4 separate regions of the Mus musculus genome follow, and all the other regions are linked to region 4. Evidence: chromatin loops called from intact Hi-C (ENCODE). Cell type or tissue: heart. All regions are shown on one strand.

Region 1 (2,500 bases), 150 kb before region 4:
GTGCACGGGATGCAGAAGTTCCAGACAGCTCTGCTGACTGCCAGGGACCCGTGAAGCCTGTTTGGCACCCAGTGCTCCCCGCAGTCTGACAGTCAAGAGTCTCACCTTCCTCAGTGTCGGCAAGCAAGGTGCTTTCCATCCTCAGCCTCAAACAACAGAATGAGTGGCATATAATAGCAATCTGTATTTGTTTTAGGAGGCCAACATGCAAATAAGAGCACATTTTCCTGTGCTTTCCGTGCTTATGAACCTGGCATCAGGGCTAAGCAACATCTTTCCGCATTTCTTTTAATGCTCACACTTGATAATACATCATTCACCTATCAGTCACTAATGGCTACACATTTTTGCAGAACTGAACAGTTGGTTTCATATAGTTAGACAACAATACACACATTCCTATCGATTCTTCAATTGACTTTTGGAATTTTACGAATTATTTAGTTTCAAGCCAGTTACTAGAAATTGCACAAATGTAATATTTCATTTGTCATATGTCATATAGTTAATTTAAAAAATACAAGTCAATGAAAGAAAACAAATCATCCAACTCCCACAGGGAAAGCCAGTTTGCCTTAGGGGCAAGCAGGGCAGAGCACTGCACTGGCCCGCTAAGGCCGCAACACGCTGCAGGCGGCCACTGCAGCTTTGGCTTTCTCGCCAGGTGGCAGAGGCCCTCCGCAAAAGAGCACACCGCAGCGCTCACGCCTTGCCTTCTTCGTTGGCACCGAATCAGCGATCACTGTCAAGTGTCCAGCCCACAACTGCGATACAGTTTTTGCGGATTGTAACGGAATGTAAGGGAAGCTGGAAAAAAACGGCAAAGGGGAGAAGGGTGTGTACCCGAGTGTGACCGATCGCCGTTGTCTGACAGTGCCTAAAAATTTCTCCTGCAGTATCTACAGGCCAATCAATCACCAACTTCCTTCATCCTTCATCATGTCAGATCCTTACATCTAAAATCACCTCTCCCTACAAAGCCAATAAATGAATCAGGGTTCTTTGACCGTGGCAGAGCTCACGTCTGGGCTGAGAATCAGCACCAAGTTTGGGGGTGGTAGGGTGCAAGCCTGCAGACCGCGGCGTGCCGCCTTTCCTAAGATTGGACCAGCTTGGAGATGGCCCTTCCAGGTGCTCGCGCCTCCATGCGCAGGGACTACCCCCGCCCCCAAACCAAATAGCTCACCCTGCTGCATCCTCCGAGCCCCAGCCTCCGGGCGGGCTCAGGGAGGCGGGAGCCCGGGTTCCCCCCGGCTCCTTGGCGCCCCCTGACGTCGGCCTCCAGCAGAAGGTCCGCGGAGGCTTACACAGGCGAAACCCGGGGGTCCCCGCGCACCGCCGCCCGGCGCGTGGCCTGGCGGGCCGCGCGCGCACCGAACCGACCTGCTGGAGGGCGCGCGCCGCTCGGTCCCGGCCCCAGCCATGCGCGCGCGCCCGCACCCGCGCCGCCGCTGCCGCCGCAGCCCGTGACGTCACCCACCGAGCCCCCCGCCGGCTCGCCGCGCCCCGTCCCGCCCCACGTGCGCCGGCTTCAGGACGCCGAGGCCCCGGGCGGCCACCCGATGATGCTCCCAGCCGGCTGCGTCCCGGGCGGGGCTGAGCCCGAGAGCTGCGCGCGGGCTGGGGCGCCTGCGGAGGGAGGGGCGCGGCTCTCGCCGCTGCGCCGCGTGCTGAGTCATGGCGAGAGCTGCCCGCTGCTCTCCATCAGTCGTTCCGGGGCCGGCGCGGGGTGTGCAGCCATTGGGCCGCGCGCGGGGCCGCGAGCGCCGGGCTTGACGCGCTGAGCCGCGCTCGCCCCTGTCCGCCGCGCCCGCCCCGCGTCCCGCGCCCCGCGCCCCGCGCGCTCTGCAGCCTTAGCCCCGCGCCGCACGGCCCCCCGCCTCGCCCGCACCATGATCGCCGCCGCTTTCCTCGTTTTGCTGAGACCCTACAGCATCCAATGTGCTCTCTTCCTCTTGTTGCTCCTGCTGGGCACCGTCGCCACCATCGTCTTCTTCTGCTGCTGGCACCGCAAGCTCCAGAAAGGGAGACATCCGATGAAATCGGTCTTTTCGGGTCGTTCCAGAAGCAGAGGTAAGACACGCCGCCGCTGGGTTCTTCTGGGCAGAAGCGAGGTTCAAGCCTTCTCTGCCTCTTCTGCCCACTCAGTGCCCACTCCTCAAGCTAAGTGCATTTATTTATTTAACGCGCCCTGGCCCTTTGGCCTCACCTCCATCCTCTGAGTCACCAGGTTTGGATAACCACGGAGATTCGGAGGTCCTGGAAGGAAGGATCAGGCTCCGATTCTTAGGGTCAGTTTGCTAGAGCCCAGAAGGTAATTGTAGGGGAGTCCTGGGCTGAGGTACTCGTATCTTTGCCAAGCCTTTGCTGGAGCTTAGGAATAAAAAAGTAAGGCGTGATGATATGGGCTCCCCTCTCCCAACTTTGCTGGAACTTCTTGCAGAGAAATCACCTTAGAGACAGATGGTCCAATACTCTCTCCGCCCCGCCCCAATATGCC
Region 2 (2,500 bases), 56 kb after region 4:
GATGCATCTGCCTAAGCAGGTAGACATTTGAATAGCAGCAGTGTTTCAAGAATGTGGGCGAGCACCACCGCTCCCGGGTAGGGGTGGGCAACAGTTAACACTTTGCACTGCGTTTCTTAAAATATTTCCATAGTTCACACCTTCCTTCTAGAAGTCATGCTAGCCGGGTTCTTACTCCTGGTAGACCAGTCTGCTCTTTGTCATACGTAGATAACCGGCTCAGTGCGCTTTGCGCAGCTTCTGTGCTGTGTAAATCACAGAGGACAGGGTTCATCGCTTGTGGTTCTAGAGGCTGAGAACTGGAGATCAAGAGAGTAACACTCTGGATCTGGCAAAGGCAGCCTGTGTTGTCACATGACAGGGGACAATGGTGGCAAAGTGTCTCTCTTCCTCCGTCATGCTCCCTGAAATAAGGAACAAAGGTGTCCAACATGATAACGTAAGTTTTGGTGTTCACTTGAGGTTCTCAGTTCTTTTGTAGACATAAGTGTCAGAGAGCGTCGCACTTACTGAATGTCGGAGCTCAGCATTTGTTGATAAGCTGTGGTTCTGAGGATTGCACGAGTCTTTGGTGCTTGCTCAGCGTCTAGAGACTCAGTGATTTAAGTACACACGAGAGAAATACATACGATAGAAAATAAAAATCCTCTGCAGTAGATCTACAGGTCATCAAACTTGGTTCATTTTCTGCTTGATAAGAAGAGTAAAATAAGCTCATTTCAAAAGAAGACTGTCCCCTGATTTTAAGGTCATAAATATCCAGGCGCCATCATCATATTTTTGACAGGTGGTCACTTCCGGTATGTGCTCTAGAAGGGAGAGCCCCAGCAGTACCCAGTTTCGGCTTAGATGTGTTTGTCATCTAGAGTGTGGAAGGGAAGGCCGTAGCATCTGGTGACCTGTGTGTTCTTTGTGTCATTTAGCGTTTCCTTTGTAGGCGACGAGAACCCGTGCCTGGTGTGTAATAATCACTGTTTCTCTCTCTCACCTACAAACAGGTGAAGTTGGTGAACATCAGAAATGATGACATAACAGATGGAAATCCTAAGCTGACTTTGGGGTTAATATGGACAATAATTCTGCACTTTCAGGTGAGTCCACTTTGTCTTTGTTGCCGTCGTTACGTCTCGCGGCTGGTTTTCAGGTGGTCCGTGAGAAGGGGTTTGACACCCTTTGAGTGATAATGGATTTCAGGGTAATTTCATAACAGTACCTCAGTTATTCTGATAACTCTGTGAGGATGACGACTTGTCTCCTGGTCTCTGTGAGCTTCTGTGTCTGCCTTCTGTTGTAATCTGAGAGGCAGGGCTTTCTCTATCATAAATGCAGACATGTTTCTTTTGTTCTTTGGGCAGAATTACTTGTGTTAGCCGTTTAAAGATTTTCTGACTCAAAATCCTTAAATAATTTTATCCTTGTTGTAAATAAATTAAATTTCCTTTGGTAGGCACTAGATGGCAGTAGGTGTACTCGAAAGAGCCAGATTTGTTAACTGCTCATAATCTCACAAGATTTTGTAAGACCCTCAGTAGTAGTGGGTTGTCAGATCTTGAAGGACGAAAATAAACAGCTTACCTTCAGAAAGGAAGTGGGGACTTAAAGTCAATCTTAAAAAGGAGGTGGGGGGTGGTGGGTAAAACCTATGAAAGTAGTACTGGAAAAAAATAAAGGAGTTTGTTTGGGAACCAGATCTGAGCAACATGAAAAGGTCCAGAGAGGGTGGCTAGGGAGCCCCAAGGCCTGATAGGCAGCTGGACAGTCCCAGCAGTCAGGAATTAGAGGGAACCAGGTACGTGGAGGCACGGTCTTAAGCAGCCTGCCTATTGGACTGCAGTCAACGGGGCTGCTGAAGTCAGGGCAAGCCAGTCACTAACTAACTTCAAGCCAAGACTCCACAGCAGTAAGGGTTGTCCTTACTAGAAGACCCCACTCAAGGAAGAACTAAGAGACCAAAGCATTAAACCCCTGCTTGTGGGACACAAGCAGCCATTCTACCAGAATTGTATGACATCTAAGTAGAAATGATCCAGACATTATATTCATGCAGACTGCCTCAGTTGTTTTAGGCCTCGGTGGATTAGGCCCAGTGCTTTTTGAATTAGGGTTGAAACTACAAGGACCCCAGATGGGAAAGTCCGAGGCCCTCCCTGGAGGGAACTGGCTACTTTAATCACAGGGCTGCTCAGACAGGTTGTGTCTGAAATTTAAGTGGAGATCACTAGGGGGCAGTTAAAGGACCTCAGAGGAGGGAAACAGAATTTTATTCTTCGCATTTTTTACTCTTTGTTGTGATGGCCACTCTAACTAGGCTTGAGGAGGGAAGTGTGTTTAAACAAACAAACAAACAAACAAAGTCTGATGGACTAGTGAGATGGCCCAGCGGGTAAAAGCTCTTCTTGATAAATCTGAAGACTTGACATTGGTACCTGGAGCCCACATGGTAGAAAGAACTGACTTTAAGTGGCTCCCTGACTTTAATAAGTGTTCCCTCTTCCAGTAA
Region 3 (2,500 bases), 60 kb after region 4:
AACAGGGCGTGTGACCTAACCATGGACAGTTGCTTAGTTTGGCAGGGCCGGAGGGAAGGGTGGAGGGTGTGCCAATCTCAGCCTGCTTCCCCACCCTGGCAGTACACACAGAAGCCATTCCACATTCAAACCGTGTTCCGTTGTCATTGCACATATTGAAAACTTAAGAACAAACAAACCCAAGACATTTTTCCCCCCTAGCCTTCATCTAGAACATCACTGGCTAATGTTTAATTTTCTTTCTAAATGATTAAGAAAACCCTTACAATACAGATATGTTACAGATGTCTGTAACATCAGTGTGTCAACCTGACCCTTGACTGGATAGCCCCTCCTCAGAGAAAGACTACCTCAGGAAAGGCAGGTACCGACTTTCCAGCTGACTTTGGCTTGTGTGACAATATCTTCCCTGTCACGCTGACTTCCTTTGCACCGTGTCTGTGACTCAGGGTTAGGAATACAAACAGCTCAGAGTATTGAGTCCATACTGATTCCTTAATTTCCCACCCTGACCCTGCTAAAGCTGTCTAATATTTAACCCAAGTGCAATCGCAGAGCATAAAGTTTAACTGCCCTAATGCATGTGTCAGAGTGAGCACACTTCCTTTAGCTAAGTGCTCCACCTTTAAATCCCTTCACGTAGTTCTTTGGTCATGTGACAATCCTGTCCTAGTGAGCAGATAATCAGAGATTTATGATTTGAGCACTGTCTCAAAGCCGTATTAAAAGACTAGCTTTAGACATAATTGAAGGTATTTTCGGCTTTCAATATTTATCTTCCCTTCATCCAATTGTTGAGTCCTATCTCTATGCTACTTTTTTCTGAGTTAGTCTTAACACTAGAGACTCACAAGCTTTTCATCTATTTGTGTGGGGGCCCTAAAATTAGGTGGCGTTTCCAGGGGTGGCTCCCTGAGCTTGACTGTGAAAGGCACTTTGAGACTGAACTTGAAGGACACTTTGCTAGCGAGTCTCCGGACTGTGTTTACTTTCTGTTTGCTTAGCTTCAGAGGTTAATGCAGCTGTCGATAGGGTGTGTGTGCATTTCAGAAGGCACAGTGTTAACTGGAGGGCCGTGGTCTCCGTAGTGAGCCTCGGGGTTTGCCGTGGAAGTTCACTGGTGTCTGATTTGACTGTGAGCAGTCATGTTTGTCTGAGAGGACTGGTGGCCAGGAATGAGCCACAGTGCCTAATAAGACACAGGACCGGCTGGCAGGAAGCCACAGCATTTCTTGCAAGTGGTTTTCTCATAAGCAACATGGCTTCGGGCTGAAGAGGATAGTCACACAGCCTGCTAGGAATTACAAGTCAGAGTGGCGTCTCGGGACTTGGTGGAGCGGGTCCCTGGAAGCCCCGGATTTTGAAATGAGTGAGTTCGTGGAGCCGTGAGTGCCCGTGAATCAAATGGGGAATGTCTGTGGCTGTGTGCGGGCTGAGAAAGAAGAGCCATATTTCGATCCTGCCAAAAGTCCCTTGAGTCCTGAAAAATACTCTCCCGGAAGAAAGTATTTCAGAAGAAAGCCTTGCCAAAAAGTTGTAGATGACACCGAGCCGGTGCGGCAAAGCAGTGAAAGAGAAGGCAAGAAGGGCGTCAGTCAGCCTGCTGGGGGACAGCCAGCTGTGTCCTCCGGAGAACTGCCGTGGGAGGACCCTGCCGCAAGCCCCACTAAGGAAGATGCTGTGCAGCTGGGGAAGAGGGCAGCCACAGAGCACGGTGACCAGAAACCTCTGCCCAGCTCTGTGGACGGCTACCCCCACCGAGTGACAGTTTCCTCTGCTCAGGGGAGATACTCAGAAGTCCAAGTTAGCATCCCAGACAAGATAATTTCAGAAGAAGATAGCCCTCCATATTGCCCAGAGACGGAGAGACACTTAGATGATGTCAACTCAAAACACAGAACATTCCTGAGAAAAGACAATGTTTCTCTTTCCCAAACGGCAGCCAGCTCAAGTCCCATTCTCTGTGTCACAGAGAAGTCCCTCAAAAACAGTGCACTTATGGGAAACCTCTCAAGAAGCTGTCACAGTGTCCTGGAACAGGACAGTGATGAGAGAGGTCACCCTTTCGGAGTACACCGTCTTCAGCTCACAAAAAGGAGGTGCCATTCCCTCTCTTCTGGTGTGTCCTCTGTCTCCAAGGATGCACCTAGGGATGATGGATGCCAGGTAAGCGACACTGGAGTAAGTGACTGCCCCTCCTCCCCCTCACACCAGACTCCAGTGTAGCGGCTTCTCAAAAATGCCATCTGCATGTTAGCCTGTGTCAAAGTTAAAGGGTTTTCAGAGGTCAACACGGTGACTTTATCTTGCGTGTTACCCATATTTCTTACCCTCAGTTTAAATAGCACCTACATTTTACCATTGTGTAACTTGGGAAAGCTCTGGCTCAGCAGGACACTTAAGCTTGATGTCTTTCACTCATGGCTCTTGATTTTTTTCTTTTGTAATAGTCTATAGAAACTTAGCTCTGTGATAGGTAAAAGTTAAATAAGAAAACACT
Region 4 (2,500 bases):
TGTGAACAGTTAAATGTTTAAAGTTAGAAGCCTTTCTCTTTTTTTTTTTTTCCATTTTTTATTAGGTATTTAACTCATTTACATTTCCAATGCTATACCAAAAGTCCCCCATATCCACCCACCCCCACTCCCCTGCCCACCCACTCCCCCTTTTTGGCCCTGGTATTCCCCTGTACTGGGGCATATAAAGTTTAGAAGCCTTTCTCTTATAGTAAGAAGTGGGCCTTCTGAAGACCTCTGCTGATGTAGCTACTTAGGTATAGATGGTCATGGACCAGTGTTCTGATTATGAAGTTAGTGGTTTTTTTTTTCTTTTTTTCTTTTCAGTCCTTCTCCCTATTGTCTTTCCTCTTCTTTTCGTCTTCCTTTCCCCAGAAACCTCTGCATGTCCTCTCTCTGCTTGGTAGCATGGTCATTGCTGGGAATGCAAAGATAAAAACATAAAACAGGGCCATTGCTGTTAATTGTTCTGAGCGTGGTCTATTTGCTGGACTCCTCAGCTGAGAACTGACCCTGCAGCCTGGGAGGGCAGGCTGCTGTTGCCATGGGAACATAGGACGTTGTTTTGCTTAGTCTGGAGAATGATCTGCAATAGCTTCGGTTTTGAATGAGAGTTTATTATGTAAGTAAAAGAATAAACGGGGGTAGCTGACTGCAGAACACTGCCAAAGCATGCACTCAAAACACTCAGCAAGAGATTCCCCTGGGAAGCCTCCCTGGGGCAGTGAGCGCTGGGCGTGCCCTCCAGTGAGTGTCCCAGTAAGAGCAGCAGAGAGATAACATCAGACTGGGCACTTAGCATCATCCATCAGTAAACTCACTAGGGAAGTTGTGGTCAGCCAGACTGCCTACTGAAGAGATTCCCGCAAATGAACTCCCCACCCCCTTCTTGTTCTGACTGCAGGTGTTATTATATTATGGGATAAACAATAGTAACCTCTGCTGGGAATGGTTACATTTTGGCTGTTTTTAAGGGTCTAAGTTTTTAACACCCTTAGCTGTGTTTCTTTCTAGTTACAGAGTTAGGGACCCTCTAAGAGCTTTCTATTGACAGGGATTTTGGAGGTCGGGAGGGACTCCTTACTCCCAGGTTCACTTTTAAGAGGCTTACACAAGCACGTGACATTTTGCCAATATAATGCACATACGAGGAGTCCAACGGTGTGTGATGGGGACCAGACTAACCAGAATACTGAGAGTAATTAAAGGAAATGGAACCAAAGGGCACCTGCCAGACACACTAACAAATGGTATTTGTGCTGAAGGGTTGTCCAGGGGACCTCTTGGAGGAGGTGCTCCGGCAGGGCTTGTGGTAACTGACTTGCAGTTCTCCCTTCAGCCACTTGGGAGCATAGAAACACTGGGTAGTGAAACTGACTGAGACCTGAGCAGGTGGAGGACATCTCCCAACAGTCAGACAGCTTCTGCCTTAAAGGTGTGTGTGTGTGTGTGTGTGTGTGTGTGTGTGTGTGTGTGTGTGTGTGTGTGTGTGTGTGTGTGTGTGTGCTGTCTGTCTACAGAAGGTTTTGCCTATAAAAGAAGGGTGCTCAGGAACATGTAGGTCCCCCCCCCCCTTCTGGGAAACTTAATTCTTCTTATTCTGTAGTAATAACTGGACTATAATTACTGCTGTGCTGAGTTGTATATTAATCTGTTTGTAGTGTTGTTTTATTAGCGGACACTCTTCCAAGCTAGCTAACAAAAGCCACTCTGAGCCTTAGGTAACCACATACTATACCTTAAACACATTTATTCAGCCGTAGGAAATGTAGGTGATGAGGTGAGTTCCTTGTGAGGCCAGACCACCATTCCTTGATGGAAATGGCCATTTATTTACAAAAGCTTTGAGCTTTTTCCCTCTCCCCATTCAGTCAGATATGCATGCCTCCCTCCCCTTCCTGTTCTCTCTCCCACCCTGCCTTGATTCATTCATGAAAGAAAAAAATATACCTAGGAAATGTTGGGCTGGATCAAGGCAGACAGAAGGGCTTTGAAATGCCAGTTATTGTATTTCCCACACAATCTGGAGCTTGCACTTATTTATGTGTCTGTGGACATTTGGTAATATGTAATGGACTTTGGAATGTGCAACCTCACTATGAACAGCAAGTCCCCAAGATAAACACTAGAAACCTCCTTCTTCCAGGTCTGTCTCTGTGTTGTTCATGGTTCCATTCACAGTAGCTGTTAAAATATGTGCTCGTTGTTTTATTGAATGAATTCAGTAGAACTCCTAGGACAGAGAAGTCTCACATTAAAAAACCCCTAATCTTAGAAAGTATATAATGAGAACAAGGTCAGGGGAAAACCTTGTGTAATCACATAGCAACTAGGAAAGAAACAAACAAAAAACCTATCTATCTATCTATCTATCTATCTATCTATCTAAATAGATAAATAGATAAATAGATAGATAGAGGAGTAGAAGGAGAGGTGGAGGAAGGAGTTTTAGTTTTAAGGAAATATATAGTCATCAGAGTGGCAGAAACGCTTACAGCGT

The links. Hi-C counts contacts between places; a loop is a spot of excess contacts. Peaks named below come from ENCODE experiments on the same cell type or tissue, not always from the same donor. Only the 100,000 strongest peaks of a DNase experiment are listed, where the experiment ranks them.
Region 1: a loop joins it to region 4, with 2.1 times the contacts of the local background. A loop is called at or near these places in 3 of 42 quality-filtered maps.
Region 2: a loop joins it to region 4, with 4 times the contacts of the local background. A loop is called at or near these places in 9 of 42 quality-filtered maps.
Region 3: a loop joins it to region 4, with 2.9 times the contacts of the local background. A loop is called at or near these places in 7 of 42 quality-filtered maps.

Annotation. Positions count from the first base shown.
Region 1 is chr1:33,906,380-33,908,879 of GRCm38, forward strand. It overlaps Bend6 (BEN domain containing 6), which reads right to left and starts at 1,242. Exons shown (of 7, transcript NM_177235.3): 1 at 1,187-1,242. It overlaps Dst (dystonin), which reads left to right and starts at 1,846. Exons shown (of 103, transcript NM_001276764.1): 1 at 1,846-2,073. The coding sequence starts at 1,893. In heart, CTCF peaks have their summits at 622 and 1,269; DNase peaks (open chromatin) are centred at 1,252 and 1,492; H3K4me3 peaks cover 2,011 bases; H3K27ac peaks cover 1,455 bases; H3K27me3 peaks cover 283 bases.
Region 2 is chr1:34,116,434-34,118,933 of GRCm38, forward strand. Dst (dystonin) reads left to right here. Exons shown (of 103, transcript NM_001276764.1): 8 at 999-1,091. It overlaps Mir6896 (microRNA 6896), which reads left to right and starts at 926; the gene lies at 926-998. In heart, a CTCF peak has its summit at 1,433 (motif pointing right); no DNase peak of the experiment used is centred here; H3K27ac peaks cover 836 bases.
Region 3 is chr1:34,120,227-34,122,726 of GRCm38, forward strand. The region is part of intron 8 of Dst (dystonin); the gene reads left to right. Gm51742 (a long non-coding RNA gene) reads right to left here. Exons shown (of 3, transcript XR_003948640.1): 3 at 2,413-2,500. Among named protein-coding and RNA genes, the nearest start is that of Mir6896, 4.1 kb to the left of the region's middle. In heart, no CTCF peak of the experiment used is centred here; DNase peaks (open chromatin) are centred at 25, 1,215 and 2,144; H3K4me3 peaks cover 524 bases; H3K27ac peaks cover 1,391 bases.
Region 4 is chr1:34,059,984-34,062,483 of GRCm38, forward strand. All of the region lies in intron 4 of Dst (dystonin), which reads left to right. Among named protein-coding and RNA genes, the nearest start is that of Mir6896, 56 kb to the right of the region's middle. In heart, a CTCF peak has its summit at 1,310; DNase peaks (open chromatin) are centred at 698 and 1,328.